Regions from separate parts of the Mus musculus genome. Here all the other regions are linked to region 3. A link is a loop called in an ENCODE intact Hi-C map of the cell type or tissue named here. Cell type or tissue: heart. All regions are shown on one strand. Links, peaks and the distances in the headings refer to the core of each region. The heading gives the core; the rest is flanking DNA. Region 1 holds the start of 3110082J24Rik (RIKEN cDNA 3110082J24 gene). Region 2 overlaps Gm42245 (a long non-coding RNA gene). Region 3 holds the start of Gm36086 (a long non-coding RNA gene). Region 4 holds the start of Mnx1 (motor neuron and pancreas homeobox 1). Region 5 overlaps Ube3c (ubiquitin protein ligase E3C).

Region 1 (6,333 bases), core at 385-5,384, 710 kb after region 3:
ATCACACACCAGGTACACATGTACATATGTATAACAAAATCACACACTTTGCAGACATGTATACATGTATAGCAGCATCATACACACAGCACACATGAACACATGTACAGCATCATCTCATACCTGGATCAAATGTAACATGGTATCACACACCAGCCAAACACCAGGTACACATGAACACATGAGCAGCAGCATCACACACCAGGCACACATGTACACATTAACAGTGGAATCACATACCAGGCACACATGTATAGAGGCAGAACACACCCACACCCGGCACACATGAACACATGTGCAGCAGCATCACATAGGAGGCCCACATGTTCACATGTACAGTGGCATCACACACCCTGCATACATGTACAGTGGCATCACACACCAGGCACATATGTATACATGTACAGCAGCAGCACACTCAGGCACACATGTATACATGTGCTGCAGCAGCACACACAAGGCATACATGTACATATGTGCAACAGCATCATACACAAGGCACACTTGTACACATGTAGAGTCGCAACAAACACTGGTCACACATGAAATATAGTTTAGAAAACAAGGCAGACATGTCCGGCGGCATCACCCAACAGGCAGACATGAACACATGTGCAGCATCATCACACATAGAGCCACACATGAACTCATGTGCTGCACCATCCATCACACACCAGGCACACATGAACACATGAACAGTATCATCTCACACCTGGATCACATGTAAAGTGGTATCACACACCAGTCACATATGTACACATTATCAGTGGATTCACATACCAGGCACACATGTATAGAGGCAGAACACACCTGGCACACATGTACACATGTGCAGCAGCATCACATAGGAGGCCCACATGTTCACATGTACAGTGGCATCACACACCCTGCACACATGTACAGTGGCATCACACACCAGGCACATATGTACACACGTACAGCAGCAGCATACTCAGGCACACATGTATACATGTGCTGCAGCAGCACACACGAGGCATACAGGTACACATTTGCAGCAGCATCATACACAAGGCACACTTGTACACATGTAGAGTCGCAACAAACACTGGTCACACATGAAATATAGTTTAGAAAACAAGGCAGACTTGTCAAGCAGCATCACCCAACAAGCACACATGAACACATGTGAAGCAGCATCACACAACGGGAACACATATACACATGGGAAGCAACATCACTCACCCAGAACACATGTACACATGTGAAGGAGCTTCACACACCAAGCACACATGTGCAGCAGCATCACTCAACAGGCACACAATGCAGTGGCATCATATACCAGGTACACATGTACACACGTACAACAAAATCACACACCTTGCACACACATATACATGTACAGCAGCATCACAAACATGGCACACATGAACACATGTGCAGCAGCATCATATATAGAGCCACACATGAACTCATGTGCTGCAGCATCACACACCAGGCACACAGGAACACATGAACAGCATCATCTCACACCTGGATCACATGTAAAGTGGTATCACACACCAGGCAAACACCAGGTACACATGAACACATGAGCAGCAGCATCACACACCAGGCACACATGTACACATTATCAGTGGATTCACATACCAGGCACACATGTAGGGAGGCAGAACACACCCGGCACACATGTACAGTGGCATCACACACCAGGCACATATGTACACATGTACAGCAGCAGCACACTCAGGCACACATGTATACATGTGCTGCAACAGCACACATGAGGCACACATGTACACATTTGCAGCAGCATCATACACAAGGTACACTTGTAACATGTAGAGTCGCATCAAACACTGGTCACACATGTAATGTAGTTTAAAAAACAAGGCAGACATGTCCTGCGGCATCACCTAACATGAGTCCTGAGCTACATAATGTTATAGCTGATTGGTCAGCCTGAGCTACATAGTGTTGTAGCTGAAAGGTTTATGGCAATGAGCATTTCGGCACCCAGATTGTGAATTTAAAAGGACTATTCCTACTTAAAAGGACCAGGTATCCCTGGAGCCATGGCTGATAATAAAATGTTCACTGGGAACTTGTGAGCACTCTGTGAGGAACATGCATGAGAATACTGCCTCAAGATGTGATGCCTACTTCAGGGTTTGGCAGTATAGCCCTACACAACTGCTGTCCAGAGTCTGGGTTATGCTTGCAGCCCTGGCCTTTACCCTATAAACTGTCATATTGTGTTGTGTGACAAAACTTTTCCTGTGGAGGCACACATATCTACTCACCTCAGGGAGCCCATGACAGACCAAACTACAGATGCCACCAAAGTTATGTTTCCTGAACCATGAGTTTTATTGGGAATGTGGGGAAGGAATATAGAGCAGAAGTGATTCGAAGACAGCTGCATTACTAAAGCCCACCCCGGCTCACGAAGCTGGGAATCTGGAATACACTGCACTGCTCAACAGGTGGGAGAGTGCCCTTCCAAGGTGGCTCAGTTGGTCTAAGCCTCTTCAAGGTAGCTCGGTAGGCTTCTGCTTCTTCCAGGTCTTGCTGATCTGGTCTCAGAGTCTTCTTTGTTGCATGGCTTTGGAGCTGGTCCTAAAGAATCTGATGAGTTTCAGGGACTTCCTGAGGCTCCTTTAGTTTATCTTCTTTCTTAAGAAGCTTGCCTGCAGGATAAAATGTTTCAACTTCAGAGGAAACTATTACACAACATGTGGTCACACTATTCAAGAGAGACCCTCTTCCCTACCAGGTGGGAAAGTGAACTTTCATTCACTCATCTCTTTCACGGCTCCATCCTTCATCTGCCCCCACGCCCATTAAATACTGCTTGGGGTACTGAGGCAGAAGGAAGGGAAATTCAATGATGTGGCTATGCTAGAAAGAAGTTCAAGGTCAGCCCGGGCAGCTTCTTGAGCCTTGTCTGAAAACCGAAAACAAGAGAAGGGCTGGAGGAGCACACGTGGCAGGCCCTGAGTATGGAAAAAGAAAAGGGAAAAAACGCTCTTGGCGCCATGGCTCAAGGCTGTAATGCCTGGCCTGTAGTACTCCAGGAGGTTAAGGCAGGAGGGTGGGAAGACCAACCTAGACTACATACAAAAAGACGGGTTCAGGCGCATCAGATGAAAGGGTTTGTGTGTACACGTGTTGAAGTCTCCTGAGGGCATGGAGGCCAAGACTGAATAGAGTCCATACTTTTAAGGACCAGACTAGGGACCAAGGTCCTTCTTGAAGAGCACTCAGCCACGACCGGCCTGCACCTGCAGAGGGCGCCGCAGACACACTGAAGCGAAGTGAGCCTCCAGATGGGTGCGAGAGCAAGGCCAGCAAAGTTTCTGGGAAAGGCTTCTCCTCTAAGAACTCGAGAGCTTCAGACAGGAGGGGATATGAAAGTTGGTAGAAAGAACAGAAAAGAAAGAGACGGTTTAAAAAAAAAAAAAAAAAAAAAAAAAAGAGTGCTGCCACTGACCCCAATCGTTCAGGTTTGAATCTGTTTTCCCATCTACAGAGCAGATTGGGGGGAGGGGGAGGGCGTGGGGGGGGTGGAGCGGGGTTTCGGAAAGTGCTCTTACAGGATTCCAACACTACTTAGATTCAAACTCCAAGTGCCGCCTGCCCTCTTTGCTCCTCCCCAGTCTGAGCATCCCCGCCGCTGAGCTTGGAGTAGCGGATGTGAGCAACGCAGCAATCCTGAGTCCGGACTCCGCGAGGCCTTGGCACGAGGGGAAAACCTCGGACACCCACCCGGCCAGAGTCCCATCGGACCTGTTCTCTTTTCCCTAACCATCTCCACCCCGAGCACCCTGTCACCTGGGCGCTCCGGGGGTGCGGGCCCGGCGGGCGGGGCGCGGGGCGGGGATGGGGGTGGGGGCTGATGCCCCGTGGAAGGAGGCTGGCCACGTGACTCCCGAGGCTCAGCTGGGCTGCCAGGCGGGGAGCGCCGCTTCGGCCCAGGAGGAGGTGGTGGGCGCGCAGCCCGAGCTGCGCGGGACTGGCCGTCGGGGTCCCGGGACGGCGAACCCCGGGGAGCGCCCATGCCATGGAGAAGCTGGCGGCCGGGCTGGCCGGGCTGCGCTGGAGCATGGGCGCTTTCCCGCTGGACCTCATCGTCAGCCGCTGCCGCCTGCCCACGCTCGCCTGCCTCGGACCAGGTACCCGGTGTCTAGAGGGGAGACGGAGGCGGAGGATGCGAAAAGTCGGGGCTTCGCTCTGTTGGAGCTGGCAGGACTTACAGGCGCATTCAGTCACTACCCTCCCTGTCCCCGTTGATGGGGGGCTTTGCTTGTCTTCTGGGGCTGCTCCTGGCACAACCGGAGCCCCCAAGTCTGGGAGCCGCTTCTGGGCCCCTCCGACCCCCCACAGGGTTAGTAACTGGCCGCAGGGTTGCAACAAAGTTTTCAGTCCCCCTGGAGCCAGTAGCGATGCTGAGTCTGTGGGCCGCTCTGTCGGTGCACCCCGCTTTCCCGGCGCCTATCGGCCCCTGCCCAGGCCGCACCCCCTTGATCCCTTTGTCTTCCAGCCTCTCACCTTCATCGTACCGCATCTCTTGGACCACGATAGGTCTTTCCCTACCATCCCCGCTAGTCCCTTTTTGGGACCTTTCCTGAACCGTCCTTTGACATCCTGAGGTCTTTTGGCAACGGGCAGACTATCCTCCGGAGAGGCCTGAGTGAGCGGGCCGGCCACCAGGCACCCCCCTCCCACACACACACACCCTTCCCTATCTCAGCAGAGGACCCCCGGCCCTCCCCCACCTCTCGTCCTATTTCGCCAGCAGGTGCGGGTGTTCCGATGATGGGACCGAATATAGGAGAGCCTGAAGGCTGCACAGAGCAAGAGGACTGTAGTGTTGGGGGAAAGGGGAGCTGTTTGGTTGGGGGAGGGGCGGGAGCCGGGGCTGGCAGCCAGGCTGGGGGTTTTGTGTGTGAGAAGAATAGGGGTTTGGCCCGCGTTGGCACACTCGCTTCCCTGAATGCTAATGGGACTCCTGTGCTGTTCTTGGACTGGCAGCCCCTCCTCAGACCCGCAACAGCAAGAACTGGGCACAGTGAGCACCAGGCGGGCCGAAGCAGGCTCAGTGGGACTTCAGTGTGTCCCGGTCCTTTAGGTGGAATACCTGGCAGTCTAACTCTGGTGGGACCTCACTCACTGCTCAGCGTGAGATCCCAGGACTGCGCTTGCAGCTGGACTGTGTCTGCTTGTGAATAGGAAATTCTGCCCTAGGTTCTTCCTGCTCACTTCCCACGCATCTCTTTGACACCCTTTTCTTTGAGTTCTTTTCTGAGCGCTTCTTTATGGCTAGGACTTCTCTGTGCTTCCCTGACACCTGTGCGCCCCATTCCACAGGGCTGCTGGCTTTTGGGGAGGGCCAAGGAGTATGGACATTCATTCATTAAGTGAATGAATGAATGAGCAATAGTGTGGGATGGCCTAGCTGTCTGTGACAGTGTGGTTATTACTGTCGTAACCATTAGAATAAAAATGTATGCTTGAAATTGTGTGTCCTTGGAAGTCCTCTCGTTGGTATGCATTCAGGAGGGGTCCCCTGGTAGGATCTTGAGACTGAGTTGTGCTGTTTGGATGACAAGCATTTGTCTTGTTGGGTGCAGCTGAACTATTGCTGAGGGTGACCCCTGGCTATTGGTGTGTATACCTGTGTGGCTTTGGCCTGTGTCTCTGTGGAGGAGTGGGGGGTGGGGCTTGTTAGATTAGCTCCAAGGAGAGCTTGTAGAGCTGGAGGAGAAACAACAAACCTCCCCTGTGCATATTTGCACTTTAGTGCACATACATCCTCACACCCAGAATGGGAGATCTTCCCCTGAAAGCCCTGCATACCCCACCCATTGTTCACCCCACATAGACATGCTTTATGAAGTCCCCCGCTGTTAGAGTAAACCATTTCCCATTCATTGGGCTGGTAGAAAAATTGTAAGATGTGTGTGTGTGTGTGTGTGTGTGTGTATGCCCACACGCGCGTGTGCACGTGAGGGGGCTGGGAAGGAGACATCCCCACCCCCACTGTGCCCACCAGCTGCATCCAGGATACGCCCCATCAGTCTCCTGGAAGCTGGGCTGCCCCCTCCTGCTCCCCTGGAAACCGTTGCTGGGGATGGAGCCTCTTGAGCCCAGACCCCTCCCAACCCCTGCACCTCTGCCCCTGGGCTGTTTCCCTCAGACTAGACTCCTTCCCCCTCCCCCACTCTGCTTTCCTAAATCCAGTGCCTGTGCTACCCCAACTTTAAGAAATAGCTTCTCTGGGGTGGGGTTTCCTCCCCTATCCTTTGAGGTCCTGTGAATGTAAGACTCTGTGGCAGTGGGCAGAGAGGAAACGTGTTTCTCTGAGAGATTCAG
Region 2 (6,333 bases), core at 442-5,441, 300 kb after region 3:
AGCTGAGTTGATGAGTCTGAGAGTTGCCCAGCCCAGCCCAGTAGATGGGTGGTCCCTGGCCTCACTCTTAGGAAGTCAGGCATCCACCTGAATTAGCTCTCCCATCCACATTCTAATCCAGAATGGTCTCTCAAAATCATCAATGACATACACAAACTTCCACCCACCAAACACAGCCTCCTTCACAGAGCTTAAGATGTGGCCTTAAACTCCATCTGAAAACCAAAGCATGTGGCACCTGGGATATGAAAACTTGATTCCAAGCTTAGACTGAGGGAAGGGGGTAGTTTCCCACCATGTAGTTTTCAGTAAACCCTTGATAATCCTACCCAGGTCATTTCTAGAAAACAAATTTCTTTATAAGCTGGGTGTGATGGTACATACCTGGGGAGGCTGAAGCTCCTATTTGTACCTAGAAGTTTGAACCCAATCTAGGCAACCTGGCGAGACCTCATCTCAAAAAGAAAAAAGAAAGAGATCTTTTCAGTACTAAGCCCTTCTAAGGCAAAGTTACAAAGTGTTCTAACTGAGGGAATAGAGTAGGCTTCCAGTATTACTTCTGCCATCACACACTGGACCAGTCACCTACCAGGTCAGATGCCCAGGGTTCCTGGGAAGTTGCCAGACACAGTCTCTCATGGCCTCTGCTGCTGCTTAGGCAGCACTCCTGGTTTTCTCCTCCTCCTCTTTTTTAGAATTATTTATTTTATGTTTATGAGTATATGGTAGCTGTCTTTAGACACACCAGAAGAGGGCATCAGATCTCATTACAGATGGTTTTGAGCCACTATGTGGTTGCTGGGATTTGAACTCAGGACCTTCAGAAGAGCAGTCAGTGCTCTTAATCATTGAGCCATCTTTCCAGCACACTCCTGGTTTTCTAGCTTCTCAGAAGCATGCTGACTTGTATACTGGGCCATTCTTGCCTTCCATATAAGTTCCCTTTCTTATTGCTGTGACCAAATCCCTGCCCAAATCAAGGGGAAGAGGAATTTGTTTTGGCTCATAAAGAGTTCAGTCAGTAGTCACTTGCCCACCCATGCAGATTGTCAGAGAATCATTGTAGAATGTGATGCCATGAAGAACTCAGGAGAGGCAGCAAAGCGCCAGGACAGGATTGCTACCGGTAAGCTTCCAGTGACCACTTCACTGGACTGGCGCTCATGTCCCCACCCACAATGTTAGGAGCCCATCCAAGCATTCATCCATTTAGGGCTCCTGCATCATCCTCACGAACATTCAAAAGTTATGTTCTACTAATCCAGTGTTATATCTCAGTCCATGAGATTCATCACCACAATCTTCAGTTCCCACATTCAGTAACCACCCTGATGAGCCTGTCCTGTCCTAGAGATACAAGAGGCAAAGGGCTCTGTGCTCTGTCTACTCTGGGAAATCCTCTTGATGTCTGTCTCAGCCAGAACTGAGGCATACAGTGGCACTGAGTGTGACTTGTTTGTTTGCTTGTTTGTTTGAGACAAGATCTCAATATGCAGCCCCGGCTGTCCTGGAACTCTATGTAGATCAGGCTGGCCTAAAACTCAGAGATCCACCCACCTCTGCCTCTCAAGTGCTGAGATAAAGGTGTGTGCCATTACACCTGACCTCAAGCATGGTCTTAATTTGTCCTCAGCCTCCACTGCTGTGGCATTTCTGGTGGATTCTATGAAATTCCTGCCAGCTGTGCACTCTCTGGGTGGGAAAGACACCCAGATCCTCTGGAGACTGGGGTGAGAGATGCTTGAAGCTAACTTGACAACAGACTCTAGCTGAAAAGAAACATGAAACTCCACAGTTCTTTGGAGGGTTTTGTTGTTTGTTTCCTATATAACAGGACCATCTTCCTTCACTTCTTTTTATTTGTTTTTTCAAGACAGGATTTCACTGCATAACCTGGCTGTCCTGGAACTCACTCTGTAGACTAGGCTGTCCTTGAACTCACAGAGCTCCATCTACCTCTGTCTCCTAAGTGCTGGGATTAAAGACATTCACCACCATCACCCAGCTTCTTTCACTTCTCTAGCACTATTTCCTGCATGGTATATTACACCGTGTCACTCATCTCTTTCTTCCTCGTCCCACTAATATAAGTTTTATTGTGTCTGTTTGATACATTGCCAAGTTCTCAACACATAGAATAATATCTAGTGCACAATAGGTGCTCAGAAATATTTGGTGAGTGATTGATCTGTTCAAAGATGAAAGGCTTTGCTGGGCCCTGTAGATGCTTCTATTCAGGCTATCCCTTGGATCCCAGGATCCCACAAGGTGGCAGAAAAGAATCTACTGACCTCCATATGCAGGTTGTGGCATGTGCTCACCTGCACACACATTGACACACCGAATTTAAAGAAAGGCTTAGCTGAGTTCTTTTCAAGTTAAGACTTACTTACGTGCATTCATGTTCTCACTGATGGATGCTGTTTCCCACCCATCTCCAAGAGTGTGCCTCCAGGTCTGGCCTGCACAGATGAGTGCAGGGATGGGTGCACGCACCAAGGACCCCTGCTTGATATCTAAATGGGAATTTTGCCACCTAGTGGCCAAAGTCAGTTAGGCTTAGACTGAACAGGGAGCATGCCCCACTTAGTGGTCAGTGAGACTCTGCAACTTGACAGGCACAATGTCCACTCTCCATGCAGCCCCCTATCCAGCTACTGCTCAGCAGCAACTGATGAATCATAGCATTTTAATCTATTTACAAGCTGATCAGGCTTGTCTTTCTTGTGTCTCTTCATCACGTTGTGACAACCCGGTGGTAGGAATACAAGGCTGAGCAGCTCTCCAGGTCAGAAGTGGGAACATCACATCACACAGCATCCACATTAGAGAGCACACCGATGTCCTCAGCAGCATTAGTGAATTCACCGGGTGAGCCATGAGGACAGCACTAAGTGGAAAGCAATGGTGCTAACCAACAAATCCTGGCTGTTTCCCTTCAGTGAGATATGCAGAGTGGGCAGGCTCCTAGAGAAGATAAAGGTAGGTGGTTACAGGGCTGTCAGAGAGTGACAAAAGGTGACAACCTGTGAGAATGTTCTGGGATTCCGTAGTAGATCTGGTTGTACAACCTTATGAGTATTACTCAACGTAAAAATTGTTTACTTTTTGAAATGTTATTTATATTGATTTGTTAGAACAAAAACGTATGTACATGTGGCAGAGGACTTACGGAGATCAGCTCTTTCCTGCCACCTTGTGGGATCCTGGGATCCAACTCAGTTTGTCAGTCTTTGTGGCCAGAACATTAACAGTGAGTCATCTCACCAACCTCCCCATTCCGCCCCCACGCCCCCCCCACACACACACGCTTTTTTAAAGATAGGATCTTAGTAGGGTATGCCATTAATCCAAGCACTCAAGAAGCTGGGTTAGGTAAATCTCTGTGAGTTCAAGGCCAGCCCAGTCCAGCACATCCAGGGCTGTTACACAGAGAAACCCATTCTTAAAAAACAAACACACAAAAAGTCAGGGTCTCATTCTGTAGCTCGGGCTATCCTGGAACTCATTATTAGACCAGATTGGCCTGCCTCTGCTTTCCAAGTACTGAGATCAAAGGCATGTACCACTATATATGACAGCCCTTTAAATTTTTTTAAATTATGTTTATTCATTTACTTCGTGAGTGTGTGATGTATGTGTACACACTTGTGGAAGTCAAGGGACAAATTTCAGGAGTTGGTTCTCTCCTCCCCTGGTGGATCCCAGGGATGAAACTCAGGTTGTCAGACTTAGCAGCAAGATGTCCATCTCACCATCCCTAATGTTTTTAAAGACTTGTTTTTATTTTGTATATGTGTGGGTGTTTTGTCTGCATGTGTATCTGTTTCTGACCACGTATATAGTGCCTATGGAGGCCAGAAAAGGGCACTGAACCCTCAAGAATTGGAGTTACAAATGGTTGTTAGCTGCCAGCTGGGTGCTAAGAACCAAACTTGGGTCCTTTGGAAGAGCATTGAGTACTGCTAAGTATGGTGATATATGCTTTTAATCCCAGCAGTTGGAAGACATAGGTAGGTAGACAGATCTCTAAATTCAAGGCCAGCATGGCCTACAGGGTAAGTTCCCCAGCCAGCCAGGGCTACACAGTAAGACCCTGTCTCAAACATTATATATCATTTTCAATGTGTATAAATCTTTTTTGTATGTGTATATGTGCACTGTGTGTGTGTGCTTAGTGTCTGTGGAGGCCAGAAGAGGCACTCCATCATCTGGAATTGGAGTTATGAGAAGCTTGTGAGCCACCATATAAGAGAACTGAACCTAGTTTCTCTGCAAATGCACCAAGTGTTCTTAACCACTGAGCCCACATTTTTTTATGTTGATGTATTGATTTACTTCTGAGACAAGATTCTTTGCACATGAGACTGGCCTCAAGCTCACTGTGTAACCAAGGGTAACTTCTGATCCTCATTTCACAACCTGCCCTGTTCTGGAATTCCAAGTGTGCACCATAGCCAGTTTATGTGGTGTTGGGGATCAAACCTAGGTTTTCATCACAGGTAGGTATCGTTCCAATTGAACCATAGCTCCAGCCTCCAAAAAAACAGTATATTTTATTTTATTACTCTTTTTTTATTAGATATTTGTATTAGTTAGGGTTCTCTAGAGTCACAGAACTTATGAATAGTCTCTATATAGTAAAGGAATTTATTGATGACTTACAGTCTGCAGTCCAATTCCCAACAATGGTTCAGTAGTAGCTGCGAATGGAAGTCCAAGTATCTAGAAGTTACTCAGTCCCACTTGGCAAGCAGGCGAGGGAGCAAGAGCTTTGATCTGGGATTAAAGGTATGTTCCACCACACCTTTAATCCCAGATGACCTTGAATTTGGAGATTTAATCTGGAATCCATAGCCACTATGCCTCAAGGTCTCCATACCAAGATCCAGATCAGAAACTTCTATCTCCCAGCCTCCAGATAAGGGTCACTGGTGAGCCTTCCAATTGTGGATTGTAGTTCATTCCAAATATAGTCAAGTTGACAACCAGGAATAGCCACTACAATATTTTCTTCATTTACATTTCAAATGCTATCCTGAAAGTCCCCTATACCCTCCACCGCCCTGCTCCCCAACCCACCCACTCCCTCTTCCTGGCCCAGGCATTCCCCTATACTGGGGCATATGATCTTCACAAGACCAAGGGCCTCTCCTCCCAGTGATGACTGACTAGGCCATCCTCTGCTACATATGCAACTAGAGACACAGTTCTGGTTAGTTCATATTATTTTATTACTCTTACTACATTTTATTTACTGATTGTGTGTATGTGGGGCAGTGGTTGTGGGGCATCTTCAGGGCTCACTTGGGAGGTTAAGGAACAATTTTCCAGAATCTGTTTTTTCTTTTTTTTGGTTTTTCGAGACAGGGTTTCTCTGTGTAGCCCTGGCTGTCCTGGAACTCACTCTGTAGACCTGGCTGGCCTCGAACTCAGAAATCCGCCTGCCTCTGCCTCCCAAGTGCTGGGATTAAAGGCGTGCGCCACGACGCCCGGCCTGTTTTTTTCTTTCTATTATGTGGTTCCCAGGAATCAAACACAGGACATCAACCTTGGCAGCAAGCACCTTTATATGCAAAGTCATCTCACGGACCCAAAACTGTATATTTCTGAATTTTTATATCTTAATAAAACTGATTTTTTTACTTATTTATTTATTTATTTATTTTAAGTAAATGAGTACACTGTTGCTGTCTTCAGACACACCAGAAGAAGACATCGGATCCCATTACAGATGGTTGTGAGCCACCATGTGGTTGCTGGGATTTGAACTCAGGACCTTTGGAAGAACAGTCAGTGCTCTTAACTGCTGAGCCATCTCTCCAGCCTGATAAAACTAATTTTTAAATCCCATTTGTGAGCTGAAGAAATGGCTCAGCATAATAGTTCTTCTTGATCTTCCAGAGAGCCTAGGGTCAATTCACAGCACCTACATAGCTGCTTACCATAGTTTGTAACTCTAGTTCCAGGGTATCCAATATACCCTTCTGGTCTCCATGAATACTAGGCATGCACATGCTGTGCAGACATACAAACAAACAACCAGGTTTCCGTTGCTGCAAAGAAACACAAAGACCCAAGATGGTTGAAGTGAAACAGAAGAAGAAACAGATCTTCAATAAGTTCACCACCACAGCATTAACCTGGATCAACTGGTAGACATGTCCTACGAGCAGCTGATGCAATTATACTGCACTTGCCATGGGCAGTGCCTGAACCATGGCCTGAGGTAGAAGCAACACTTACTACTTAAGTGCCTGAGAAAAGCCAAGAAGGCACCACCCATGGAGAAGCTGGGATTGAGGGACAATGCTCATGCTGCCTGAGACAGTA
Region 3 (6,333 bases), core at 533-5,532:
GGGAGTGGCACTATTAAAAGGTGTGGCTTTGTTGAAGTAGGTGTGTCACTGTGGGAATGGGCTTAAATGCCCTCAACCTTGCTGCCCTGAAGTAAGTCTTCTAGTAGCAGCCTTCAGATGAACCAAGCAAAGTAGACTGACTTTTGTAACATTGTATGCATGTATAGGTATGTGTCAGTATCATAAGGTTCATAGTTTTCTAAGAAAAAAAAAAGGATGCTGAAAATGTTGCATGGCGGCACATGTCTGTAACCTGTAACTCTGGAGGGTAACAAGAATAGCATTGAAAATTCTAAGCTTGAGTGGGTTATATATCAAGACTGGCTCTAAGCCAAGATGCTTAGACAGAAAGAAAGAAGCTTTAATTTCGGGTGGGGATTTGTGACTGATGTTGATAAGAAATGATCAGAGGAAATGCATGGACCCAGAACTTGAGCTGGCTCAGAGAATCATGGAGGGGTCTTCCACATCTACCTTTGACATCTGTCTCTGATTTTTTTGTTTACTGTTTTTGGTAGTTTTTTTCAAGACAGGGTTTCTCTGTGAGCCTTGGCGGTCTTGGAACTCACTCTGTAGACCAGGCTGGCCTCGAACTCAGAAATCCACCTACCTCTGCCTCCCAAGAGCTGGGATTAAAGGCGTGCGCCACCACCGCCTGACTCTGATTTTTAAAAAAGTTTTTATGTTAAGTGTAAATTTCAATGACTGATTCTCATTGAAGTATAATGAAGGATAAAACCCACAGATGGTAGTATATGTGTAACCCTTGTGAATCAAAGGCTGTGCCTGGAGGGTGACCTCTGATAGCAAGTTCAAGACCAGCCACACATGGTGAGAATCTGTCTCAAAAAAAGGAAAAGAGTGGTGTTTGATCAAGAGTCTGCTAGCAGAAGAGACAAAGAGGCATGACCAGGATACACGCTATCTGTTTGGTGCCATCAACCATGTGTGTGATTGGTTTGGTTTAATGTCTGCAGTTACGGCAGGAACAGATCCGGCAGTGCCCCATCACAAGGTCTCTAGGAGAGCAAAACCTCACTGGGCCTAAGGTGAGAGACTTGTTCAGACATCATATGATCTGCTCTCAGCTCTGGACAGCACATTTGACATCCAAATGCCTGATCCGGTGAGATTCAGCCCAAGCATGGAGAGGGCTTACTGGGTTCCTGGGGCTCACAGTGGATGATGGCAGGAAGTCGCATAAGAGGATGAGGAAAAACTTGGGCAACTTGGTGCATGATCTAGGAGAAAAACAGAATGCTCCAATGCCAGAGATGGTGAGTCAGGCAAAGGACAAGATGTTTTTCCCTGTGGTCCTTCAGACCCAGGTTGGGTTAATTAAAAGCACTGATTAACCTACCTCTGTCTAGAACACAGAGCATAGACGGAGTTCAGGCATGCCCATCTACAAAGTTCTCACATATGCCTTGGGAATGAGTACTTCAAAGCCAAATGCTGAAAGTCTCAGGCTGGAAAACACTCCAACTGGTCAGTTGGCCTGTAAATGCTCCAGGAAACTGTCCTTCACAGTAGCTTTTGAAGTATACTTCCTGAGAAGAAAGATGGAAGCAGCAAGGAAGGCATGTCAGAGCACTGTGCCTTTCTCCCCCTCTTCCTTGGATCTGCTTCCTGTTGTTCTTTGAGCAACATCTGTGGGTAAAGTTCTTCTGGAATTCCCTGAGCATACATAAGCATTTTGTAGCTTGTCATAGTGACTGCAAACTTGCTTAATGATACACTTTGGCTATTTTCCCATCTATAGCGTCCAGATGATCTCCTCCTCCTCCTCCTCCTCCTCCTCTTCCTCCTCCTCCTCCCTCTCCTCCTCCTCCTCCTCTTCCTCCCCCTCCTCCTCCTCTTCTTCCCCCTCCTCCTCTTCCTCCTCCTTCATGTTTGATCAGTAGTCCACTCCACTGGCTAGCTGGTGTGGCTGTATTTACTTAACCAGACTCAGGTTACTCTCAGTTCTTGTCGGTTTTGATTCCACTAAACAATGCCTGAGCGTTCATTCTACTCTTGACTCACTTGTACAAACCTTGGAGGGACTCTTGGGATGAGGCTGGGCATCCTGTGGCTTCTGGAAAATGCTTCCCAAGGAAGCGGCTCCCGGGCTCCTCCCCAGTGGAGTAATCAAAGGGTCAGACCAGGCAGGGCAGGAAGTAGAACATGAGATTTTTTTTTTTCAGTTTCACTGGCCCCTGGCCAAGTGGAGCAAAGAAGTATCTATAGGAAGCTCAGAGAATTTCCCCAGAACTTCACATGTATTGTTCCCCTGAGGCAGCCAGCCCAGAGCCTAGCCAGGAGCATCCATTAAGCATGAAGTCAGAGTCGTAGGAGGGCCAGAATCAGCTGGAGTTGGCCCTTAACCTAAGCGAGCAGAGGAGCTTCATGCCCCAGGACACAGGATGAACCCAGGTGTCTGAGGCCGGAGCTCCAACCCAGGAGGGAGTGGGCAGGGGGTTAAATTGCTGAAACTTTCCTTGTTCCAGACTCGGGGTTTCCTGATTGTACTCAATTGCATTCTTTCCAGGCCAACTTGATGTTGTTTGTCTCTCTCTCTCTCTCTCTTAGCCCTGTTTCCAAGTCCTGATGACACATGATTGGAATTGAGCTGGAAAAATGGCATAGTTGCAACATCTAAGCCTTCTTGGCCAAAGAGGGGGGATGTCTTTAAATGAGGCAATATCTTTTAGTCAGCTCTTGGCTCTGAGGTTACAAGACAAACCATCAGACAAAAACATGTGAAGAAAATATCTGAGAACAGGCTCCTCTCCACTCTGAGTACCGCAGGGTCAGGACACAAAGCACAGCAACCTCACTCCTCCCACAGGCCTGGTTCACTCTTGAGAACCAGTTCCCAGCTGCTGGCTGTAACCTCGGCACTAAGCAGGCATCTTTGCAGAGCCTGGGCAAGGGGGCTGGAAAGTCTCACTGAGCTGGCATACGAACCTTGATGGAAAGATCTGTGTCTGCTTTGTGTTCACATGCTATGGCGTTCCAACACACCCTGCCACTCTCAGCCCTCCAGCCCTGTACCCATCTGCAAATTGACTCTCCTAGGAGTGTGCTACAAACCCTGTGTTCAGGCAGTCCCTGAACCATGCCCATCACACACTGACTTTAAAATGAAGATGCCAGATGCTACTGAACTAGCCCTACATGCTTCACAGAAAACATCACTTCCAAATGGACTACAAATAATGTACAAATGCCGCCAGAGAGCAGACATAAGGGACTAGGTGAGAACCTAGCTGAAGTTTCTTAGATCATCCCATTCCTTAATTGATCTAGAGAGGGAGCAGCCAATTTTTTTTGTGTGCAACATTTGTGGGTGCTTAGGGGCAGTGGTAACACGCCGGCCAAGGAGCACCGCTAGGGGGCGCGAGCGCCACACGCAGTACTGGGGATCTTCGAAGACCTGTCCTTTCTTTCCTGAAAGAGTGCCAAGCTTGCAGACAAGAGGCCAACGTGAATTAAGAATATTAGAATAATTTCAGCCAAAAACTAATGTTACTTATCACACTTAACATTTAATAATTCCTAAACGGCCTTGGAGTTGGAATCAACTTGGATCGGAGAATCTTTCGTGCTTCCTTCCTTGCCCAGCTGCAAGAAGCCAGGGCAATGAACAGAGCTTTCTGCTCCTGGACTGGGGTTGTTCTGAGGTCCCCAGTGCTCTCTGTGTGGATACAGAATAATGGATCACAATGGTTCTCTGCAGAAGTAACTTTAAGAGAAAAATTTATCCTCTTATTTTACCTCCCAAACTAGATGCATAAATTGAAGTCAGTCATTTTTAACTTTATGTAGTATCTTACAGATGTCCTCAGCACATATTATTTAATTTCACAATAATCCAGCAAGTAAACAAAGACTGTAATCAATACTTGCAGATGAGGAAACTGAAAAACAATGAAGTGAAATATGGTGCCTGGAATCTGCTGCTGACAAACAGCAGAGCCTAGAAAGGGCACATCTCAGACTAAGCCAGGAACTCTCTCACCTGCCCTCATGGCTCCAGCATGGAAGTGGACGACATGCAGGCCAAACTAACACAGAACAACCCTGAACAGCAAACTGTGTGTAGGATGAACTAGAGACCCCTCTCAGTGGTTTACAGCACTTGCTGCTGTGGCAAAAGAAGTAGGGTTCAGTTCCCAGCATCCACTTGTTACAATTCTCTCTCCACAAGATCTTCCTACTTCCTCAGACACAGAGCGAATTTGGTGCATGTACATACACACGGACAAACACTTATACTCATATAATGGATTTTAAAAAGAACTAGCCTCAGCAATAAAAAAAAAAACTATGTGAGAGAAGACAGTTATATATACGTATATATACACATATATATGTATTATATATAGAAAATGATATTGATATGTATATGTATATATGGAGACAGCCCTAAATATGGCTCTGTGTGTAGATACAAGCAAACAAAGGCACAAGCACATTTATAATTATGGATATAGATACTATCTATACAGATATCTATACAGATACTGTTTTAGGTGTAGTTATGTATTGATAGATGTGTGAATACAAAGAAGGGCACAGATGCACACATCCCATTATGCTGGCCACACTAAACACTCTAATCCACAGCAGGATCACACCTGTGCACATATCCCCACCCCTGACAGCCTCCTCAGTCCATGGAAGTTCCAAGTTAGGGAACGAAGTGTATGATGTATCCCAGAAATGATGTCTGTGAAGTTAAGAATGCTGATTGCTGAACCCACTGTTTTGTTTTGTTTTTGTTTTTGTTTTTTAAGACAGAGGATCACAATGTAGCTTTGCCTAGCCTGGCACTAGATATGTAGACCAGGCTGGACTTGAACTCGAAGAGATCCACCCACCTCTGCCCCTCCCCCACAGGGTACTATAATAAAAGCCACAATGACTAGTCAAGCCAACACTTTATTTTGTTATTTTTCTTATTCTTGATTATATTATTATTATTTTATATTTTCTTTATTTACACTTCAAATTTTATTCCCTTTCCTCATTTCTCCTCCAACCCCCCCATCCCATCCCCCTCCCCTTGCTCACTACCACACCCACTCCCGCTTCCCTGTCCTGGCATTTCCCTATACTGGGGCATCAAGCCTTCACAGGACCAAGAGCCTCTCCTTCCATTGATGACTGACAAGACCATCCTCTGCTACATTTGCAGCTGAAGCCTTGAGTCCCTCCGTGTGTACTCTTTGGTTGGTGGTTTAGTCCCTGGGAGCTCTGGGGTACTGGTTGGTTCATATTGTTGTTCCTCCTATGGGGCTGCAGACCCCTTCAGTTCTTGGGGACCCTGTCAAGCCAACACTTTAATAGAGAGTTTCAAATGCTCCTTATTCTTGTCATCAAAGTCTGCTTTTTCTGACTAGAGAATGTAAGGAGTTTCTGGGTAGTCTGGGATACTAATTTATAAACAGGCTTTGCTTGCCTTTCTATACATGAGGATAAAAGTTAAAACTCAAAAAAGCAAACATGTTATTGTATGTTTTTACTATTATAAGATGAATTCTATTTTGGAGATACACTACCCTTCCAGCCAGGGTAGATTTTAAGATAATTATGTGTTTGTGTCTTCAGTAATGTATCTGCTATCAGCTTATTGCATTAAAGGTTTGCTTGTGAATTTGAGATTATGTGCTGATTTATAGCCCTTTCAAATAAAAAGGATTTTCTTCCTTACCTTTTTTTTTCAAAAGTACTTATGATTTCCTCTGTGTGAAGATCCATTTGCCATCAATAACCCCCTCTCTTCTGAGACCTTCTCAGATAAATCCAGTCTGACATTCCTATAATGGGCAAGGCAGAGGAGGGCTTCATGAATTACACCAGGCCAGTGTGTGAGAAACCCCCATCCCACAATTTATGAGTTCCCAATGTTCCCAGGGCATGCTTTGGTATTCTGAAGAGAGAAGTAGGTGTGTTTACTAAACTGACAGCCCAGACAGATGTTTATTGAGCACTGAAGATGGCTGATATCAACACTCATCTGTAATCATGATTTGGCTCTACCTACAATGCTTACTAATCACATCTGACTGTCACTCAGGCAAAGGTGCTCTGTGCTTGGTTTCTCTGTGTAAAAACTTTGTTCTGGCATCCACAGTAGCCTCAGACTAAGTATAGGCCTAAGCCAAACTTGCTACCTTACAAAGCTGGTATTTTATCATGTCATCTGACAGTGTAGCTATGATATAGGCCAGTAACAATTTTGTCTGAAAGATTCTATAGGGAGTAGAGGGTGGGATTGGGGCTAAATGATGTACATTGATTACACTGGATGAATTCAGGAGATAACTTAACTTTCTGCCCTGTAAC
Region 4 (6,333 bases), core at 402-5,401, 90 kb after region 3:
CGGTTCTCTGGGGCCCCAGCTTTCTCTGTTTAGTCATGACCACCGCTTCCAGCAGAGGAATCTGAATTCTGGCAAATGTTTATTTCTGTTTTCTTTTTTGCTTTTTTTCTCCCTCCAGTGCCTGCATCTTCCCAGTCTAAACAAACCCACTCAGACGGAAACAATGGGGTCTCTTTGTTTGGGTGTTGAGTGGCTGACAGGAGAAAGCCATATACATCTTCTGGTCCATCCATTCAGGAAAGGCAGCTTGCCCCTATCCAAGTCAGGCACAGAGCAGAAATCAGAGCCAGGGTGCCCTACACAGACGCTGCATGTGCCAGGGAAGTCGGAAATGTCCCCCCTCCCGCAAGGTTGTCCCTATTGGGTAACAGAGAGGATGCAGAAGACTGGACCTTTGTGCCCTCACCTTGGACAGGAACTCCCCAAGGTGTTGAGCACCTGAAGTTCCCAGCCAGGCACTTTCTATTTATAGACCCGGTGACCTTATATTCAAACAGACCAGTTCGACATCATTTGGAGGGACGCCCACCCTCACCAACACACACACACACACACACACACACACACACACACACAGAGAGAGAGAGAGAGACAGAGACAGAGACAGAGACAGAGACAGACAGAGACAGACAGAGAGACAGAGACATGCAAATGTCTTGCCCTTCAAAGGAAGGCAGAGTCCTTACAAGGGCCACGGAAGAGCTACTTCTGGACCCAGTGATGTGTCTCTTCATAGCCTATAATGGAACCTCTGACAAAGTTCATTTTCTCAAGATAAGTCCCCGGTTTCAGCGACCCCCAAAACCTGCCCTAATCGAGGCTAGCCTTTCCGCGCACTTCCTTGTCCAGCTTGCAGGTTATTCTTTAGGTTTTAGCCTCACACCTCCAACCTCCCCTGTCTGTTAAGAGAGATAGAGAGGCCAAGGCCTGCTTGTGGCCATCTTAATAATTTGAGGCTCCTTTCATTCTGTGCGGCCCACGAGAGGCCTCACAGGCCCAGGAATGAGCCACAGAGGCTTCGATGCTCTTCCACAGCTCGCTAGGAGGTGAGAGCAAAAGGAAGGGGGTGCGAGAGAGGAGGATGCGCGTGAGAACTGTCCGGGTGCGGCGCAGGTACTCACAGCTGAAGTCCGGCATCTTGGGCAGGATCATGCCCGCAGTAGACGCGCGCAGCCACTGGTCCAGTTGGAAGGTGCTGGCACCCAGCTTGATGGGGTCGGCAGGGTGCGCAGGGTGCGCGCCCTGCACCTGAGGGTATGAGTAGGAAAGCGCCGGGTGCTGGCCAGCTAGCGCGGCCGCTGCAGCTGCTGCCGAATAACTGTAGACCGGGTGTCCATAGAGAGCCGCCTGTGCAGGGAGGCCCGCGCCGCCCTGTGCGCCCCCCGGGTGCAGCCCCAGTGCCAGGCCACCGGCAGCCGCGGCAGCGGCAGCGGCAGCCGCGGCGGCTGCTGCACCAGGGTGCGCGTGGTGGTGGGGAGTGCCCGGCCCACCCGCCGCGCCGCCGCCTCCTCCGGCGCCCAGGAATCCGGGCTTGGGCAGCAGCGCGCAGTGTGCAGCCAGCAAGCGTGGGGGCGACGGGCTCTCAGCTCTCAGCCGGTCACCGGGCGCTGCAGTGGCCTCCGAGGATGCGGGACTGCAGCTACGGCTCGCCCCGCTACTGGTCCCCCCGCCGCCGCTGCCGCCGCGGCCGGGACCAGATACTGTAGTCGCGAGGGAAGTGACCAAGGCCAGAGGCGCGCTCTGCGTGGAGGCGGCTCGCGGGGGATCCACGGCCAGCAGGGCGTCGATGCGGAAATTTTTGGATTTTTCCATCGGCTCGATTGGAGCTGACAATCAGGGTCCAAGGGTGGGCGATGCAGTCGTGTGCGGGCTTACGGAGACTGAGCGTGGCGGTGGCCAGCCTTGGGGCCGGTATTGTTACTGCGATTTTTTGCCAATAAAGTCGCAGCCGGAAACTCAGCTGAGAGCGACCATCGTCCAGGCGCCTCCTCTTTGCGGTCCTCGTGGGGACCGCGCTCCACTCACTGGTATGAACTTCCACCGGAGCGCTCCTGCGAGTTTGTGTTGGGGAGACCGGCTCTCTGCTCTCAAGAGCTCAAGCGACCGCATCGAGGCCACTGGTGCCTTGGTGGGGACCCGCGCCCCTCCGCACACTTGAAGCTCAGGGCGGTCTGGGATTGGCGCGCTCAGCGGGGGCCCGAGGAGGGCTGTCTGCCCGGCGATTGGCCGAGGGGCTCACCTGTCACGGTCCAATTAGCCTGACGCCCCGCCCCTGCGCCCCCAGGTCCTAAGCAGCCGGTGGTGAACAGCGTAGGTGGCCGGAGGAGGCAGGTTGGAGAGTTTGGAGGCTGAACACAAGCTTACTGCTTCCTTGCTGCTGGGAGAGTGGTGAGCGCCAGTAACCCTGGGTCCCAGTGAGTGCCCCCCGAGTCCCTTTGACACCTTGTTCCTCCAGAGGCGGACGCCTTATCTTCCTCCAGCTACTCGCGCTCCCTTGAGGGAGTTGTGGAATGTTCTGCACTGAGGAACTAGGTGGGTCCTCACCCCTGAAGTCCACTAGGTACCCAAAACGGGACCCTGAGCTTAGTACACTGAAGACTGTTCGGTTTCCCAAAATCTCTCGCGTTCCTGAGTGTTGATTGCTTCAAGATGGTTTGCGTCCCTGTCATTAACCCTCAGCAGGTCGAACCTTCTTATCTGCCCCTCCCCCAAAAGTATCATGCGCCGCAAATGTTTGTTTGTAGGGTTTCGGTGTGTATAAATACGGTATTAGAGGTTGAAGCCTACAAATCTTCAGTCAGAGTGGAGAGAGAGCAGTTTTCCAACTCAGAGATGCACATTGACTTGAAGGTCGTTTGCACAGGTGCCACTGAGCCGGACCTAGGTGAGAACCAAGTTCTATTAGAGCCTTGCCTTGTGGGGGTGTAGGAAAAAGGCTTTGCGGGAATTGGCCGAGGACTGCTCCCTCGGACTGAGCCAGTTCGCAGGCTAAGGGAGCCACTATCAGGCTCTCGCCTCCTCCTGCCGGCCGAGTTCAGGAAAATCAAGAAAGGGCTTCCAGAGACCGTATTAAAGTGTGAATCCAGACCTCAGCCTGCGCACATATCAAATATTTACTGTAAACACGCTTCCGGGGGCTTTTTTTTTTTAATGTAACGAATCAATAAGTAGTTTGAGAAATCAAGCTTTCTCGCTAGCTCCATTCTCGGGTATCTTCCCCAAACACGAGGGGAAAGTGGGAGGGAGTTCCAGGTCTCTGGATCGCGGCTTCCCAACCAGGTGAGAGGTTAATAAAAGATCGGAAATGGCCCAGGGAAGGCCAGGAGGCTAGGACAATCCTTGTTGGGTGAATTTAAAAGTAGCAGGCAAAGCTGTTTCAAGAGGGATTGGGGGTGGGGGGTAACGATAAATATAAGTAAGGACTATATTTTCCCTGTCAACAAGTTTTGTTTAGGAGAGATTTAACGCAGTGATTCTGTTGGGATGAGTGAGTAGGTTTTTTGTTTTTGTTGTTTTTGTTTTGTTTTTGTTTTTGATTTTGGAGACAGGGTTTCTCTGTCTAGCCCTGGCTGTCTTGGAACTCACTCTGTAGACCAGGCTGGCCTCGAACTCAGAAATCCTCCTGCCTCTGCCTCCCAAGTGCTGGGATTAAAGGTGTGCGCCACCATGCTCGGCTGAGTGGAGTTTTTATTATGACAGGGTGGTCCTGGCTGGAAAATCTGGAACCCAGCGGGGAACATCTTGGAGTAAGTTGTGCACAGCTTTGCAAAGGCCTCCAGCTAGTCTGAAAATAGTACAAGCACATAGCTCTTGTCTTTAGGTGCTGTCTCTTTGGGGTGATGAAAATGCAGCTCTGCCTTTTAGAGGGTTAAAGGAACACTTGTGTTCCATGAGTGGTTCCCTGCCAGTTCTCCTATCTTGGAAGCCCAATTAAGGCAAGTAAGGATGCTGGGATGCCCTACCCCCATCCCCAGGATTCAGTCTTGACCCCATTGCATTTACAGAAACTTGTGTTTAAGGCCCATGGGCCTTTTCCAGATGAGAGTCCCAAAGAAGAAAGAGAACCTAACCATGGTGAGGCAAGTCTCTAATCCCAGCACTCAGGAGGCAGAGGCAGGTGGGGTCTGTGAGTTCTAGGCCAGCCTAGTCTACAGAGCCAGTTCCAGGACAGCAACCAAAAATGCTACACAGAGATACCCTGTCTTGAAAAAAACAACAACAAAACAAACAAAGGAGAAGAAGGAGGAAAAAAAGGGTGGCTGCAGATGAGATTTTCCTGGGGTGGACCTCATGGACCCGAATCATCTCTAAACTACACAACCAGGGTTGTTTTTGGTGATGATACAGTATTAGGTCTACTGAGTTTAGGCACAGGTTTCCTTAGTAAAGTCATCCGAGAAGAGGAATTCATTTCCTGTTTGTTGTGTAGGGGATGTGATCCAAAAGCTTCTAAATCCCTTTCAAACCCTTCCCACTTCGTCTGGTGTTTGACCATCCACCAGGCTAACCCACACCAGTCCCCACCACCTGTGGGCTGAGTGAGGTTGTATCAAGAGCCCCTTCAGCGAAGGGGAAATTTGCATATCAGACTTGATGGATATATTTCTTTGTTTGACAAAGTGGGGGTTGGGCCAAAAAGACTCTGAAGTCAAAGGGCTTGAATATGATCATATATTCTGCTTCGGTTTGAGCGGGAACTTGTATCCTGAGAGGTGGGAGTTGGGAGAGAGACTGGGAGTCGTCTGGAACTGGGATCTTTGTGTGTTTTACGAGTGGAGTGAGCATGCTGCGTCTCTTCCTGTTCCCAGCGTCTATTGACCCAGCCCAGCTGGCTCTGGGGCAGCCTGGGACTGAGCTGGGGGTTTACTACGGTACCCTTGAGAGATCAAAGGTCTGGTCCCAGAAGCATGCCTATTCTTTTTTTTTTTTTTATTAGATATTTTCTTTATTTACATTTCAAATGTTATCCCCTTTCCTAGTTTCCCCTCCCCAAATCCCCTATCCCCTCTCCCCTCCCTCTGCTCCCCAACCCACCTGTTCCCATTCCTGGTCCTGGCAAAAAAAAATAAGGAATGCTTCACAAATTTGCATGTCATCCTTGCGCAGGGGCCATGCTAATCTTCTCTGTATCGGTTCAGTTTTAGTATAGGTGCTGCCGAAGTGAGCACAGCATTCCCATTGTTGTGCCTCAAGGTAGCTCCCTTCTCCAGAAGCCCCAGGGGCCAAATGAGGCTCTTGGAGGGCAGAGAGGAAGACCTCTCCTACCCAAAAGAGGCTGGAATTTAAGGCCCGGTGTACATTTAATCATCTGGCTCCCAGTCATTTTTTTCTCTGCGTCTAGCCAGGATCCCTCTTTTGGGTCTTGCATTAAGTTACTGAATATAACTTGTGATTGAGCCTCCTCTCATTACTGAGAAAGGTGTGTTGATTTATACAAATAACCACAAGGAAATAAGATGTTGGGGTGGGGAGTATAGTGGTTCCACAGTTCAGTGCTTAAGAGTGAGTGCAGCTCTTGAGGAGGACCCAAGTTGGGTTCCCACCACTCACACTCACAACCACCTCCAACTCCAGCTACAGGAAATCGGATTCCCTCTTATGGCCTCTTTGGGTACGTGCATTCCCATAAATAGACACAAACATACACACAATGCAAACATAAAAAGAAAACTTACAAAGATGTTATAATCTACAAGTTTTACCCCTGACATTATACAAGAACTCAGAACAAAACCTACATGCACCCATATTCACAGGTCAGGTCAGCATTGATTCTATAACTGATCACCTACAAACACATCCCTTTCTGTGGAATGCAGCAGGTACAATATATAATAGCCATTAACAAAAAGGCCAAGAGCCTGGAGGTATGGCTAGGAGACTGGATGGAAGGCAGCATTCCCTGCATCTCCCTCCACACACCTGCCATTTGTCTGGCTGTTTCCAAAACTTAAAACAAGCAACCCCCTGCCCACAGCAGCCTCATGGAGAAAGGTTCATGAAGACTGACTTCTCAGCCCTTTTGAACTCCATGAGAGTTAACTCACATCAACATTTTGAGGCGGGGCTGGTGAGATGGCTCAGTGGGTTAGAGCACCCTACTGCTCTTCCGAAGGTCCAGAGTTCAAATCCCAGCAACCACATGGTGGCTCACAACCATCTGTAACGAGATCTGACTCCCTCTTCTGGTGTGTCTGAAGACAGCTACAATGTACTTACATATAATAAATAAATAAATCTTTAAAAAAAAAAACATTTTAAGGCTTCCCTTCAGGAAAATGAGCCTGGAGGATGTAGTGAGGCCAGTGAGGTCCAGGACACAAGCCCACAGGG
Region 5 (6,333 bases), core at 955-5,954, 200 kb after region 3:
ACACATTTCTAGTGTTTGTTAATGGTCTTCAAAGTGTGAGGTTGTGCATGTTGTGGTATTCATGTGGAATAAAGAGGACATCTTGGAAGTAGAAATAAAGCTAATAAATTCAAGAGAGTAGTGAAAGTATGATAGTGCATGACAGTACTTGAGAGATAGAGGCAAGAGTATCTCTGAATTTAAAATAATAAATAATTACCAGATGGTGGTGGCAGCATGCACTTTTAATCCCAGCCCTTGGGAGGTAGAGGAAGGCGGATGAGTTGAGGTCAGCCTTGTATACAGGGTTACATAGAGAACCCTTGACTCAAAAATAAAAATAAGTCCAATAAAAGATTTAAAAGCAAGAAAATAACTAGTTTACATGGGCAATAAATCAAACAGTGGAAAATAAACAAAATTGTCCACTTTTCTTTTCACTCTGTCCTTTCCTTCCCTCCCAGATTTTATTTCTCTTTTTCAGACTTGGCTTCTGGACTTTCCACAGCCTCCCACGGCTGTCCTCTGTGTGTATCATGTAGGTGCCTACATTCCTCTCCTTGTTGAAAGCAGTCTAATGCTCCTTAATCCCAGTACCTGTCTTTTTCCCTTAATAATCCAGCTGGGAGAAGGGTAAGGCAGGCAGATCCACTGCATTGTTGAGTGACTCTGGGACTGGCTTTAGTACCGTGTTCTCTCTCACTGCTGATAGTTTAAATGGCTGTTAAAGTTGCTTTCAAGATTGAGTGGTTTAGGTTCTTTTGTTTGTTTTTTGAGACAGGTCTCACTGAGAAGTCCTGGCTAATCTGAAACTTGATTGTCTCTATACCCAGATTGTTTTAGCCACCCTCCTATCAACTGCTTTCCAAATGATGACATTAGAGATGTGCACCACCATACCGGGCAGTATTTTCCCCCTCTCTTATTCAAATAACACTTAAAAGAATATTCTTGTGACTATCATTACCATCTATAGATTAAATTCCTGAAAATGAAACTTCTAAGTGCAAGTTTTGGATTGAGTAAGTGTTTCTAAGTTATCTCTGAGGAAGTTATGTCAGTGTATGAAAGATCTTGTTCTTCTACGTGCCCTACACATTGCATTAGTTAACATTATATATATCCCAAATACACGTTAGAAATAAATTCAGCATCACAAAGAAAGAGACCACCATTCTTACTGAAGTGTCTGGATGAAGTAAACACGTTACTTGGACCAAGAGGATGTGCTCTGTAAGAGCAAATACACACCAAGATGGGACATGGATTTGGTTTTTATACTAAGGAAATTTGCAACTTTATTTTCCCAGTTGGCTAGAGTCTACCTCACAATCTTATTCAATTGTCTGAATAATCTGAAAGAATTGGTGCATAGGAAATGGAGGAAGTAGGGAAGGAATCAAATTCCTAGAATCGAGCACTGGGTCTTTGAGTAAACAGGGTTTTACTGGATGGGGAAGATTCAAATATTTCCAAGTCTTATAAGGTAGAGGAGACAAAAAGATCTTAATTCCTTGTCCTACGCACAAGTTTTATAGTATTAGAAAAGACTCATATTTGATATTTCTTTCACATATAGAAATAAGAAATCCTTATTTATAATTTTTCACTTTTTTTTTTCTTAACTGGAATTGAACTTCTTGTGATTAGAAGATATATTTTCTGTGAGGTACATATACTTTTGCTGATTTTTCTCTTTGGTTGTTGCTTTTCATATTATTACTGAATGCTATAACAGGTCATTTTTGTGCTGTTTCAAATATTTGTTCCCACTTTGTGATTTGTCTTGGATATTGGCTATGATGGTTTGCTTTGTAAAAAATTTGAATTTTGTGATCAAATTTACATGTCTAAGCTAAGCTTTGCAGCTGTTTTAGAGAATGTCATCCTTGATGTTGAGATTTAATTAAATTAAATTTATTTTTGAGATTTTAACAAAAACTCAGTAAGTGTGGTTCAGTGATGCAGCTACAGGATGGAGCTGCAAAACTCATGTTATTTTGCAGATTCTGATCCGAATTCCTGTCTGCCTTGTAGGCTGGTTCATTTTCAGCCTCATGGTAAAACTGCACTTTTACTAGTATGAGTCACATTGGAAATTAAAGTCATGCCTGTGCTTTTTATTCCTGTTAACTACTGAACCTGATAACCAGTTAGATACTAAAGGAAAATTTATAAAATCTGAAGGTGAAAATGGTTATATAAACAAAGGTATTGATAATGAGTAGAATAGTTGGTATATCTCTATCACATTTCTGACTCTTTGGAAACATCTTTTAGTCTTTACTATAAACTTGATAGCTACAAAGGAAAAACATAAAAAAACAAGTAGATTGAGCTTTTTGAGGTTTTTTTTGTTTGTTTGTTTTTTGTGTTTGTTTGTTTGTTTGTTTTGGGGGGTTTTTCATTTTTTTTTTGTTTTTTGTTTTTTGTTTTGCAGTGGCTAAGAGAATGAACTTGTCCTATTATGTACCCCAATTCCAGGGAAAACCACCGTCACAGTTTTGAGATCCAAGATCTCTTGGATCCTGTTGATCTGTAAAGCTATGGCTGCAAAATTACTAATTGGGTAACCTGCTGCCACAGTTAGGTTTGGAAGTAATGATTTGTGACAAAGCAAACAAGATATTGAACAAGATTTTTTCCTCCCTGATGACACAGTTGTGTATACAGATAGGTAGATTGAGAACCAGATTGTGGAGCCACTGTTCTCCAGGGCAGACAGTTGATCTGTTCTCTTGGAAGGAACATCCTGTTATAGGCTGGACTGATGGCTCCTTTACTGAATAACCAAGGCTGTGAAGCCATTTCTAAATCCCTAAACTAGAGGAAATCCTTTGCTGTCTATTGACATGACTAAAGCATTGTGTGACAGGAAAGGCAAAGGTAATATGCTGGCTTAAACAAAAGGGTATGTGGTCTTTTGTGCTCTAGTGCTGGAAACTATCCAAAATAAATTTGCTTCCTTCTGTAGGCAGCATTCCTGATCTCTGTGCAGGAACATTTAACAGTGTCAGTGCATGGAGTGTCAGTGCATGGAGTGTCCACTTTGGTTAAAGCAGATGACCGCTCCAGGCTTGTGAAGGCAGGCACCTGCTTCTCTTCACACTGGAAGCTGCCAGAGCCCTTCTTTGTTCAGGAGGATGCCAGGTTTCAGGACTGTAGGGGTTTGTCTGGTTTTGTTTTAGTTTTATTTCTAATCCTTCTATCTCCCAAGTGTGGTGTTACAGTTTGGGAGCTGGGGTGGGGTGTGACAGCTCAATTGAAAAAGTGCTTCCCATATAAAAATGAGGGCCTGAATTTGATCCTCAGTCATGATGGCAATGAATGAGCGTGCAATCCCAGTACAGTGAGGTAAAGATTGACTGATCCCTGGGACTTGGTGGCTGCCAGCCTAGCCAAATAAGGGAGCTCCAGGTCCTACTGGGAGACCTTTAATCTATAGAGGCAGGTAGATTGCTGCGAATTCAATGTGATCTTGGTCTGTCTCAAAACAAAAACAAAACAAGCAACCAACCACACAGACAACAACAAAAAAACCCAAGCTGGACAACTCCTATAGAATGATAACTCATACAACCCTTATTGATATTTAATTAATTAAAAATGATTTACCGGGTGTGGTAGTGTTTATTTTTTATCCCAGCACTCAGGGGGCAAAAGCAGGTGGATCTCTGTGAGTTTAGGCCAGCCAGGCCTACATAGAAGAAAATCCTGTCTCAAAAAAAAACAAAATTTACATTTCCCTGGTGATAAAGGATGTTGAACAGTTTTTCAGGTGCTTCTCAGCCATTCGGTATTTCTCAGTTGAGAATTCTTTGTTTAGCTCTGTATCCCATTTTTTAATGGGGTTATTTGAATTTCTGGAGTCCAGCTTCTTGAGCTCTTTGTATATATTGGGTATTAGTCCCCTATCAGATTTAAGATTGGTAAAAATCCTTTCCCAATCTGTTTGTGGCCTTTTTGTCTTATTGACAGTGTCTTTTTCCTTACAGAAGCTTTGTAATGTTATGAGGTCCCATTTGTCAATTCTTGATCTTACAGCACAAGCCATTGCTGTTCTGTTTAGGAATTTTTCCCCTGTGCCCATATCTTCAAGGCTTTTCTCTACTTTCTCCTCTATAAATTTCAGTGTCTTTGATCCACTTAGACTTGAGCTTTGTACACGGAGATAAGAATGGATCAATTCGCATTCTTCTACATGATAACTGCCAGTTAATGCCTGTACCATTTGTTGATGCCAGTGCCTGGCAAATACAGAAGTGGATGCTCACAGTCATAGGATGGAACACAGGGCCCCCCCATGGAGGAGCTAGAGAAAGTACCCAAGGAGCTGAAGGGGTCTGTAACCCTATAGATGGAACAACAATATGAACTAACTAGTATCCCCAGAGCTCTTGTCTCTAGCTGTATATGTATCAGAAGATGGCCTAGTCGGCCATCATTGGGAAGAGAGGTCCCTTGGTCTTGCAAACTTTATATGCCCCAGTACAGGGGAACACCAGGGTGAAGAAGTGGGAGTGGGTAGGTAGGGGAACAGGGCAGGGGGAAGGTGTAGGGAACTTTCAGGATAGCATTTGAAATGTAAATAAAGAAAATATCTAATAAAAGAAAAAAAGAAAGAAAAGAAAAAAAAGAATTTCACTAAATTAGAAAACCTCTAAAAAAACAAAGTTAATAATTAAGTTTATTTTGGTAGTACTGGAATTTGAACTGGGGCTTAATACATGTTATAATGGCAGTAAGATATATATCTCCAGCTGGCCCCACCAAACTTTTTTTTTTTTTTTTTAAAGATGAATTCTACTAAGTTACCCAGGCTTGCCTTGAATTTACCCTCTTGAGTAGCTCAGATTATGGGCCGTTGTCTGGTTTAAAATGTAATTTTAAAAGTAATGTATTTTGTTCAATGTGTTTATTACAAGTGTACATATTTCACCATAGAGATATAAGGCCTTTTCAAATAAATGCATGTACTTTGTCTTGGTAAGACTACCAGAATAGTCACATTGTGTCTTCTGGGTTGTTCTAAGCTGGAATTGATGGCCTGCTGTGTCTATTGAGTAGTTGTAGTGAAGGCTGTATTCCCCCCCACCACCCCCGCCATTAGTTATTTTTATAAGTATGGAGTCATGGTAATAGACCTGGATCTATGAATTAAAATATAATGGCTATTATTGTATAATGTCACTTGAAGCATGAGAGAATGTTGGAAACTAAAGCTGGTAGACATGATTAATACATACATTCAAGACAGGAATCGTTAAGGACGAGTGTTGGTAGGGGGAAACCAAGTGCTATGAGGGATGTTGAGTGTGATTTGAGAGCAGATAAAGTCCACTAGTCAAAAGCTTGTGGCTTTAATGCTGAACTTGTGAGAGTCTGTTGAGAGTCTGGTTGTATAGAAAAGTGGAAAAGGCATATTCAGATTAGGGAGCTCAGTTTGAAAAAGAACAGCTTTTGATAGCTATACTATTTTTCTAGCTTTTCTTTGTCTAAAGAGTTTAAAATGCCAATTTCAAAGCAACTTTTAGTAAAATTGGGGAATCCTTTAGTGAGTTTAAAGCAAATTGTATGGCTTTTGGACGTGTAGTAGATAAAGGCTTCTATTTGAAGTTTTCTGTGATGAAACTATAGTTTCCTTTAGCTTTATATATTGATGGAGAAGCTTAGTTCTATATAATGTGTTTGTATGTCATCATATATGCTGACTTTACAGTGCTTGTTTGCATATTTGATTCTCCATATGCCAGCAAAAACAGGGAGTGTTAACTTTAAGTAGATTTTTGGGAATCCTTTTTGGACCAACACATTCTGTAATCTTTGATGTTTTCAGGCTTGAAATTATTCTAATATTGTCTATCTTTGAATTTAGGAAGAAAAGGCTTCTCTTTTACATCGCACTCAGGAAGAAAGACGCAAGAGAGAGGTAATGGTTTTGATTACTCTATATTACTCTTTATAGACACATTTTCTGTAGTTATTTTTAAAGCTTTGCTTTACATGTACATGTATGTATGTTATGTATGTTTATCTTTTGCAACAGTTTTGGATGTGTTCAATTTTTCATTCTTGAACCACTGTAGGAAAAGATAGACTTGAGGCTGAGTTCTGGGTAGAGAAATGTAGGATTTTGGTTTTTTTTTTTTTTTTTTTTTTTTTTTTTGCTTATAAGGTTTCTAGAAGGTCTAGAAAGGCTTAATGTATATTGCTCATATTTCTCCATATAAGGAGAAAACTGAACTTTAAGACATTTGCCTTAGCTATTGATGAAAAAGATAAGAAGAGCTAATGACATTTTGTTTCTTGTTTCTTTGTTTTTTAATTCCTGTTTTTAAGTCCTTCCTGCCAGCC

The links. Peaks named below come from ENCODE experiments on the same cell type or tissue, not always from the same donor. Only the 100,000 strongest peaks of a DNase experiment are listed, where the experiment ranks them.
Region 1: it touches region 3 in a loop (5-fold over the local background); 2 of 42 quality-filtered maps call a loop at or near these places.
Region 2: it touches region 3 in a loop (10-fold over the local background); 29 of 42 quality-filtered maps call a loop at or near these places.
Region 4: it touches region 3 in a loop (3-fold over the local background); 3 of 42 quality-filtered maps call a loop at or near these places.
Region 5: it touches region 3 in a loop (2.2-fold over the local background); 3 of 42 quality-filtered maps call a loop at or near these places.

What each region holds. Positions count from the first base shown.
Region 1 is chr5:30,101,271-30,107,603 of GRCm38, forward strand. It overlaps 3110082J24Rik (RIKEN cDNA 3110082J24 gene), which reads right to left and starts at 4,816. Exons shown (of 3, transcript NM_001256263.1): 1 at 4,737-4,816; 2 at 3,793-4,144; 3 at 2,314-2,648. The coding sequence starts at 4,089. The coding sequence ends at 2,619. Garem2 (GRB2 associated regulator of MAPK1 subtype 2) reads left to right here and starts at 3,926. Exons shown (of 6, transcript NM_001167879.1): 1 at 3,926-4,133. The coding sequence starts at 4,022. In heart, for the core only: a CTCF peak has its summit at 3,239 (motif pointing right); DNase peaks (open chromatin) are centred at 3,241 and 3,711; H3K4me3 peaks cover 1,684 bases; H3K27ac peaks cover 276 bases; H3K27me3 peaks cover 4,041 bases.
Region 2 is chr5:29,685,340-29,691,672 of GRCm38, forward strand. It overlaps Gm42245 (a long non-coding RNA gene), which reads right to left. Exons shown (of 3, transcript XR_880916.3): 3 at 1-2,967. Among named protein-coding and RNA genes, the nearest start is that of Gm42245, 11 kb to the right of the region's middle. In heart, for the core only: CTCF peaks have their summits at 2,546 (motif pointing left) and 3,212 (motif pointing left); no DNase peak of the experiment used is centred there.
Region 3 is chr5:29,386,194-29,392,526 of GRCm38, forward strand. Gm36086 (a long non-coding RNA gene) reads right to left here and starts at 2,109. Exons shown (of 3, transcript XR_389809.3): 1 at 2,036-2,109; 2 at 1,361-1,550; 3 at 667-1,241. In heart, for the core only: no CTCF peak of the experiment used is centred there; DNase peaks (open chromatin) are centred at 2,198, 2,918 and 3,378; H3K27ac peaks cover 650 bases.
Region 4 is chr5:29,476,464-29,482,796 of GRCm38, forward strand. It overlaps Mnx1 (motor neuron and pancreas homeobox 1), which reads right to left and starts at 2,007. Exons shown (of 3, transcript NM_019944.2): 1 at 1,122-2,007. The coding sequence starts at 1,812. Gm24538 (a small nuclear RNA gene) reads right to left here and starts at 5,168; the gene lies at 5,062-5,168. In heart, for the core only: a CTCF peak has its summit at 3,023; no DNase peak of the experiment used is centred there; H3K4me3 peaks cover 1,762 bases; H3K27ac peaks cover 525 bases; H3K27me3 peaks cover 5,000 bases.
Region 5 is chr5:29,581,421-29,587,753 of GRCm38, forward strand. Ube3c (ubiquitin protein ligase E3C) reads left to right here. Exons shown (of 23, transcript NM_133907.3): 2 at 5,855-5,908. Among named protein-coding and RNA genes, the nearest start is that of Ube3c, 15 kb to the left of the region's middle. In heart, for the core only: no CTCF peak of the experiment used is centred there; no DNase peak of the experiment used is centred there.